Regions from separate parts of the Homo sapiens genome. Here region 2 is linked to region 1. A link is a loop called in an ENCODE intact Hi-C map of the cell type or tissue named here. Cell type or tissue: Caco-2. All regions are shown on one strand. Each heading gives the region's core, and the rest is flanking DNA. Links, peaks and the distances in the headings are about the cores only. Region 1 has its middle 38 kb from the start of LINC02205. Region 2 has its middle 140 kb from the start of LINC02205.

Evidence for each region. Hi-C counts contacts between places; a loop is a spot of excess contacts. Peaks named below come from ENCODE experiments on the same cell type or tissue, not always from the same donor. Only the 100,000 strongest peaks of a DNase experiment are listed, where the experiment ranks them.
Region 2: a loop joins it to region 1, with 10 times the contacts of the local background. A loop is called at or near these places in 6 of 110 quality-filtered maps.

The regions. Positions count from the first base shown.
Region 1 is chr15:70,465,400-70,469,789 of GRCh38, reverse strand. No RefSeq gene overlaps it. Among named protein-coding and RNA genes, the nearest start is that of LINC02205, 38 kb to the left of the region's middle. In Caco-2, for the core only: a CTCF peak has its summit at 2,682 (motif pointing right); a DNase peak (open chromatin) is centred at 2,689.
Region 2 is chr15:70,365,952-70,370,341 of GRCh38, reverse strand. No RefSeq gene overlaps it. Among named protein-coding and RNA genes, the nearest start is that of LINC02205, 140 kb to the left of the region's middle. In Caco-2, for the core only: no CTCF peak of the experiment used is centred there; a DNase peak (open chromatin) is centred at 1,801.

The DNA.
Region 1 (4,390 bases), core at 236-4,235:
ACACTGAGCCCCCAGCCCTTGCCAGCTTCGCTGTCCCCTGCTTCTTCCTGTCCTCCCCAGCACTCTGTTCTGTACTCTCTCCTTGTGCCGGGTGAGTTATGATGTGTGTTTGTCTCTTGCTACTTGGTGAGCTCTGTAAGGGCAGGGCCATGGAGGAGTTTTTTTGAGGGTGGATGATGCTGGGACCATGTGGAGTTAAAAGTGATGCAGTGAAGTACTCAGTCCCCTCTCAACCTGCAGAGTGAGCAGGGTTTGGGGCACTGGAGGGATTGGTGGGCAGGTATGCTCTTGGGTCCCTGACTGTGTGAGTGAGCAGGCGGCAAGGACCAAGTGGACTGCACCATACCATGGCATGGGAGTGCATAGTGAGAGATGGAGATTATGCAAACACCTCGGCTCCTGTGTTTTATTTGGCTGGGATTTTTGGCTGGAGTGGGATAGGGAGGTAGGAGAGACTTCTGCACCCTCGCCCTCATTCTAGGCACTCTGTCCCTTGACTCACCTCCAAGAATCAGCAGGTCCCTGGTCCTGCAGGATGGTGAACTCCTTGGCTGGGGCTCCAATCTCTGCAGGAAACTAACTTCCTGGGTGACCCTAAACATGTTGCCTCTCCTTCTAAGCTTAAATTTCCATTCTCTAACCTCATTCCTGTAGGAGGTTGCATGGCACACATGAGCATGCTCAGGAGGCCATGCATGCTGCAGGTAGTGTGGTGAGGCTGATCTAGAGTACAGTCACCGTGATGGAGCCTCATCCTGCAAGTTCCTGGACTAGAAGCAGCCTTTCTGCTCTGTTCTTTGGAAGGTGGTAGAACTCTAGGACCAGTAGAGGCCAAGAATCACATGCCCTGGGCAGACGCAGGCCCAGCCCAACCTTCTAGTAGCAGCGTCAGTGAGGAGAGTTTCGGCCCTGGTGTTCTCTCTCTCCCTATCTCTCTGCTTTGGTCTCTGTCTCTTTGTTTCTATGTCTCCATCTCTGTCTTTCTTTCTGTCTGTCTGTCTCCCTCTCCTACCCTTCTTATCCTCAGTCCTTCATCTCCTATTCGTTCTCCCACTTGCTTACCCATTCCAGATTGGCAGCTAAGCCAGTTCTTCCTCCCCACCCTTACCCTGCCCCCACCCCCAGGATTTTCCCCAGCAGTACTTGCACCTGTGAAACCCCCTACTCCGTTTTATGGGAGCACAGAAGAAATAAAACAAAATGAATCTGCACCAGCTCCTGGGCTTTCAATTCACCAGCAGAGGTTAAACACCCTTTGCTGCCTCCACAGCTCTGGGCAGATGAGGCAGTGATCTGCTGCCCTTCCCTGTGGTCTAGGAATGCAATCGGTTGTGGGCCTGGAGCCGTCAAAGGTGCAATCCTGTACTCCTGAAAGTCATGGTGCTTACTGATGCTGTAAGAGGACAGCTATGGAAATATCCCTTCCAGAGCATGGCTCACTCTGGGAAGGAAGCAAAGGAAAGCCCAGGGGCCACTTTCTTTTGGGGAATATGCAATGTTTTCTGCTGCCCGATGCCATTGGTCCTCATGACAATTCTGTGACATGAAGAGGAAAGATGTCAGGGCGGCTGGCACTGGGTGGGATTCACAGATCTCGATATTCATTTTCCTCATCTGTAAAATGGGGATAATAATACTGACCTGATGGATTTTGGGTGAGGTTTCAAGGAATCAATATATTGTCCAGAACACAGCTTGTTCTACATACATATCAACTGTTGCCAGATTGGTATTACTATTATTGCTATTGTTATTGCTTTGCATTCCATACATATTACTAAGTCGCTGTGTGATGTTGGGGTTTATGTTTCTGAGCCCAGTTCCTCCTTTTTAAAGTGGGAATCTGCTACTTGCCCCCTAGGGGATTGGGAGGTAGTTTATGTAAAGCAACTCCCGTAGTGCTTACCTCTTACAGGGTGCAAAGTTAACCACTACTCTTTCTTTCTTCCACCCACTTTCTTCCTCTATGTGAATTACCTATGGAGGGCAAGGGAGGTGGCCACCGAGGCTGGCACAGTGTCCCAGTGGCAAATCTAGAAATAAAACCAGAGCTATGTAGACTTATTCTTTCTCTCCTACTGGACTGGGTCCCTTGGCAGACAATGCCCAGCTCTGCAGCGCAGTCTGAATTTCAGCCGCAGATTCTAAATCTGTTTGTCACCACGAGGTTGTGGCTCTCTTGATCCCTCACTGATCAGTGTTGATTGTATCTATGACTTGGAGGGAAAGAGCCCATCCTAATCTCAATCACGGGGACATCTCATAGCTTCATACATTCCTCCAGCTGCATTATGGTCCAGTGAGTAAAGACCTTCCTGAACTAGAAAAGAAAGGTAGTATAGAAACACACACAAAATATTCCTTCTGAGAGCATTTAGGCAGGACTACAGCAGGAGACTGACTCATCTCAGATGTAAGATCTCCCTTGGAGCTCATCTCAATGCCTCCTACTGCTTATGTGCACTTGACTTTAGTGCACCCCCATTTTTTCCTGTGGGATCCAGATTGTCATTGCAGAATAGCCCAGATGCAAATCTCTCCAGGAGACTAAAACTCCTGGGCCTCTGCCCTCACTTGGCCACCACGGCGGAGCATACATAGCAGGGATTCAGTCCCCAGCCCTCCTGCTCTGACATCCTGTATTAGAGCTCAAGCATCTTTGCACATGAGGCCTGCAGGTGGCAGCAGCTCCAGAACCCAGGAAGAAGAGCAGAGGCAGAACAGAAGCAGGGAGAGCAGTTGTAGAGGAGGAGGCTGAGCCCGGGGGGAAGGCCAGGCCTGGAAGTACTTGGAGGTTAAAGATGGGGCCAAGGAATCAGGCATCAGATGAGCATCTAGAGGGTGCTCCAAGACAGTGTGTCAGCATTAGGGAGCTCCGGGCAAGGAGGAAAGTGTGTGAGCTTGACTCTAAAGCCAATCTATCTATTGTCAGATTCAAGGATTTGAACTGGATTCAAGGATTTGAACCCAGATTGGTAATAATAATTGGTAATAATACCAATCTGGGTTCAAATCCTTGCTCTGTCACTTCCTAGCTGTGTGACCAAGGACAAATTCCTTCACAGTTTCCCTGTCTCTAAAATGGGAATCATAATAGTACCCATATCAAAGGAGTGTTGAAAATTAAATAAGAAATTACTTGTCAAGGTTAAGTCCTCCCTAGAGGTGCATTCTAATTCTAAGCTAGAAGTCCCCTTGGCCAAACAATGAATAACTTTGTGCACTTGACCCATCTGTAGAAAACCATCTGTGGCTGCATTGTCTTCTCCAAGCCACGGTTGCCATGGTCACCACCTGGCTGGGGAAGTGGCAGATGGAGCGTCGGCAGGGACAACAGGTCTAGAACCCAGGGCCACAGGCTGGGTAACAGGACAGTCTCCAGGCATCAAGGAGGCCTGTGCATTTGAGGGCTATGGCTCCTTCTTGTCCAAACCAGCAAGGATTAATTCTCAGGCACTGAGGTCTGGGGGTCTGCAGGGCTGAGCAGGAGCTCCTGACTAAGCGAGAAGGGAGGCAACAGGGAAAAAGCAGCCAGCCGAGGACTAGCTGCCTTCTAGGCGGCTAGCTCTTGACAGCACCTTTTCATTAAACCATCTCTTTTCAAAGGCTCCAGTCCCCAGAGTCATTGAGGATTTGGTTCCCTTCGCTGCTGTCTGCTTGTCTTCCAAAGAGCGGCCTTGGTGCCTTTCTGAGCCTCCAACAGATTTTCAGAGCAACCATCGTGGAATCTTAAGATGTTTCTGGAAGTGAGTGTGAGTTCATCTCCCTCCTGGATACCTGGTGTGCCTCAGGCCTTGGGAGAGGGTAGATTTTATCACAGCTCAGCCTTCTGGGGCTGTAGAGGTGGAGTTTCAGGAATTTCAAGAAGTGAGCAAGCCCTTTTCGCAGAAAGGTCTGCTGGGCCATGGGGGCACCCTACTCCTACCCTGTCTCCTCATTCTTCTCTCATTCTTGCATGCCAATATTGTACTGGCTTTGAACTTGTGTGCCCATAAATACCTTCAATAGGCAGAAAGCCCTCTATCAAGAAGGCTTTGAGCTCTGCCTTCCAAGTAGTTATGAAGTCCAACCACAGGGCATCAGAGGCTCAGGACGACCCTTGTGGATTTTGAAGGCTTCTATTCAATGAATGAATCCCTTTTGCAGTCTCTTCTCTAAGTGGTGCTGGCCTCTGCCTTTAACCTACTGATGATGGAAAACTCAGTATCTTTGGAGGAAGTCAGGGTTTTTATGTTTATTGGTCCCCAGAACATGGAGACAAAACTATCAGCTACACCTGTCCAGGGATATTCAAGTTGCAGTTTTATTCTCCATTAGGTGTGGGGGTCACATTGAGAGAAGCTCAGAAGAAGCCCATCTTGAAGCCAGTTCTCTGAAGGAATGGGAAGCA
Region 2 (4,390 bases), core at 67-4,066, 99 kb after region 1:
CACTGATCTGTGTAATATTGACAGTGGGGTATTAAAGTCTCCCATTATTATTGTGTGGGAGTCCAAGTCTCTTTGTAGGTCTCTAAGGATTTGCTTTATGAATCTGCGTGCTCCTGTATTGGGTGCATATATATTTAGGACAGTTAGCACTTCTTGTTGAATTGATCCCTTTACCATTATGTAATGGCCTTCTTTGTCTCTTTTGATCTTTGTTGGTTTAAAGTCTGTTTTATCAGAGACTAGGATTGCAACCCCTGCTTTTTTTTTTTTTTTTTTTTTTTTTTTTTGGCTTCCATTTGCTTGGTAGATCTTCCTCCATCCCTTTATTTTGAGCCTATGTGTGTCTCTGCATGTGAGATGGGTCTCCTGAATACAGCACATTGATGGGTCTTGACTCTTTATCCAATTTGCCAGTCTGTGTCTTTTAATTGGGACATTTAGCCTGTTTACATTTAAGGTTAATATTGCTATGTGTGAATTTGACCCTGTCATTATGATGTTAGCTGGTTATTTTGCTCATTAATTGTTGGGGTTTCTTCATAGTATCAATGGCCTTTACAATTTGGCATGTTTTTGCAGTGGCTGGTACTGGTTGTTCCTTTCCATGTTTAGTGCTTCCTTCAGGAGCTCTTATAAGGTAGGCCTGGTGGTGACAAAATCTCTCAGCATTTTCTTGTCTGTAAAGGATTTTATTTCTCCTTCGCTTATGAAGCTTAGTTTGGCTGGATATGAAATTCTGGGCTTAAAATTCTTTTCTTTAAGAATGTTGAATATTGTCCCTCACTCTCTTCTGGCTTGTAGGGTTTCTGCTGAGAGATCTGCCGTTAGTTCTGATGGGCTTCCCTTAGTGAGTAACCCAACCTTTCTCTCTGGCTGCCCTTAACATTTTTTCCTCCATTTCAACCTTGGTGAATCTGACAATTATGTGCCTTGGGACTGCTCTTCTTGAGGAGTATCTTTGTGGTGTTCTCTGTATTTCCTGAATTTGAATGTTGGCCTGCCTTGCTAGGTTGGGGAAGTTATCCTGGATACCATCCTGAGGAGTGTTTTCTAACTTGGTTCCATTCTTCCCGTCACTTTCAGGTACACCAATCAAATGTAGATTTGGTCTCTTCTCATAGTCCCATATTTCTTGGAGGCTTTGTGTGTTTCTTTTCATGCTTTTTTCTCTAATCTTGTCTTCTCACTTTATTTCATTAATTTGATCTTCAATCACTGATATCCTTTTGTCCTTTCGTCCACTTGATCGAATCGTCTATTGAAGCTTATGTGTGCATCACGAAGTTCTCATGCTGTGGTTTTCAGCTCCATCAGGTCATTTAAGCACTTCTTGACACTGTTTATTCTAGTTAACCGTTCATTTAACCTTTTTTCAATGTTTCTAGCTTCCTTGCGATGGGTTAGAACATGCTCCTTTAGCTCAGAGTAGTTTGTTATAACCGACCTGCTGAAGCCTACTTCTGTCAACTCGTCAAATTCCTTCTCCGTACAGTTTTGATCCGTTGCTGGCAAGGAGCTGCGATCTTTTGGAGGAGAAGAGGTGCTCTGGTTTTTGGAATTTTCAGTTTTTCTGCTCTGGTTTCTCCCCATCTTTGTGGTTTTATCTATCTTTGGTCTTTGATGTTGGGGTTTTGATGTGGATTTCCTTTTTGTTGATGTTGATACTATTCCTTTCTGTTTGTTAGTTTTCCTTCTAACAGTAGGCCCCTCAGCTGCAGGTGTGTTGGAGTGTGCTGGAGGTCCACTCCAGATCCTGTTTGCCTGGGTATCAACAGTGGAGGCTGCAGAACAGCAAATATTGCAGAACAGCAAATATTGCAAAACAGTAAATATTGCTGCCTGATCCTTCCTCTGGAAGCTTCGTCCCAGAGGGGCACCCACCTGTATGAGGTGTCTGTCGGCCCCTACTGGGAGGTATCTTCCAGTCAACCTACATGGGGATCAGCGACCCACTTGAGGAGGCAGCCTGTCCGTTCTCAGAGCTTGAACACTGTGCTGGGAGAACCACTGCTCTCTTCAGAGCTGTCAGACAGGGACGTTTAAGTCTGCAGAAGTTGTCTGCTGCCTTTTGTTCAGCTATGCCCTGCCCACAGAAGTGGAGTCTAGAGAGGTGGTAGGCCTTGCTGAGCTGCGGTGGGCTCTGCCCAGTTTGAGCTTCCCTACCTACTTTGTTTACCTACTCAAGCCTCAGCATTGGCTGACACCCCTCACGCCACCAGGCTGCAGTGTCGTAGGTCGATCTCAGACTGCTGTGCTAGCAGTGAGCAAGTCTCCATAGGCGTGGGACCCCCGAGCCAGGCACGGGAGAGAATCTCCTGGTCTGCCGATTGGTAAGACCTTGGGAAAAGCACAGTATGTAGACGGGAGTGTACCATTCCTCCAGGTACAGTCTGTCATGGCTTCTCTTGGCTAGGAAAGGGAAATCCCTGACCCTTTGTGCTTCCCGGGTGAGGCAACACCCCACCCTGCTGTGGCTCGCCCTCCGTGGGCTGCAATAGGGTCTCCTTTCTAATTGGCACCCTTTTGTCAATAATGTGAGTTCTATGAGGGCAGAGATGGTTTTGTTCATTGCTGTATTCTCAAAACTTGGAAGAAGCTCTGGTGCAAAGTAAGTGCTTAATAAATATTTCTTTTATCATATTTAATTCTTATTTATAATTGACACATAATAATATGTATTTTAGGAGGACAATGTGATGTTTCAATGCATGCATACATATGAAAAAGTTGTGGTAATTATCATATCCATCAATTAAAACATTTATCTTTTTTTATGGTGATAACATTCAAAATCTTCTAGCTATCTTGAAATCTACACTACATTGTTATTTGCTGTGATCACTCTTTGGTGCAATAGAACACCAGAACTTATTCGTCCTGTCTAACTATAACTGTGAACCTGTTAACCAACCTCTCCCGGTCTCTCCACTGGGAGAAGTTTCATAGTTTTGAATCTTACATTTGAGTCTTTAATCCGTTTAGAGTTGATTTTTGTATATAGTGAGAGGCCTCTAGTTTCATTCTTCTGCTTGTGGATATTTAGTTTTCCCAGCATCATTTATTGAAGAGAACATTTATTGAAGAGACTCCCCAGCCTCTGGTGGCCACCATTCTCCTCTGTATTTCTATGAAATCAACTTCTTTGGATTCCACATATGATTGAGATCATGCAGGGTTTGTCTTTCTGTGCTTGGCTTTTTTCACTTAACATAATGTCCTCCAGGTTCATCTGTGTTGTCACAAATGATAGGATTTCATTTTGTTTTATGACTGCATAGTATTCTATTGTGTATACATACCACATTTTCTTTATCTATTTATCATTAGATGGACACTTAGGTTGATTCCATATCTTGGCTATTGTGAATAATGCCACAATAAACAAGGGAGTGCAGATATCTCTTAGACATACTGATTTTTATTTCCTTTGGATGTATACCCAGGAATGGGATTGCTGGATTATATTGTAGTTTTATTTTTAATTTTTTGAAGAGCCTCCATACTGTTTTTTTTTATAATGATTATACTAATTTACATTCCCACAAACAGAATATAAAAATTCCCTTTTCTCTGCATCCTTGCCAGCATTTGTTATTTTTTTTTGTCTTTTTGATTATAGCCATTCTAGCTGGGGTGAGGTAATATTGCACTGTGGTTTCCATTTGCATTTCTCTGATGATTAGTGATGTTGAACTTTTTTTCATATATCTGTTGGCCATTTGTATGTCTTATTTTGAGAAGGTCTTTGCCCATGTTTAATTGGATTATTTGTTTTTCTGCTATTGAGTTGTTTGAGTTATTTACATATGCTAAATATTAACCCATTGTCAGCTGCATAGTTGTCAATAATCTCTCCCATTCTGTGGATTACCTGCTCAGTTTATTGATTGTTTCCTTTGCTGTTGAAGCTTTTTAGCTTGATGTAATCTCATTTGTCTATTTTTGCTTTTATGCCTTTTAGGTCTTATTCAAAAAATCCTTGCCCAGCCCAATTTTATGAAGCATTTCTCCCATATTTCTTCTAGAATTTTCATAGTTTTGAATCTTACATTTAAGTCTTTAATCAATTTAGAATTGATTTTTGTATATGGTGAGAGATAGGGCTCTAGTTTCATTCTTCTGCCTGTGGATATCTAGTTTTCCCAGCATTATGCATTGAAGAGACCATCCTTTCCCCAACGTGTGTTCTTAGTGTCTTTGTCAAAAATCAGTTGGTTGAAAATGCAGGGATTTATTTCTGAGTTCTCTATTCTGTTCTACTGGTCTATGCGTCTGTTTTTATGCCAGTATCATGCTGTTTTGGTTACTATAGCTTTGTAGTATATTTTGAAGTTAGGTAGTGTGATGCCTCCAGTTTTATCCTTTTTGTTGAAGATTGCTTTGGCTATTT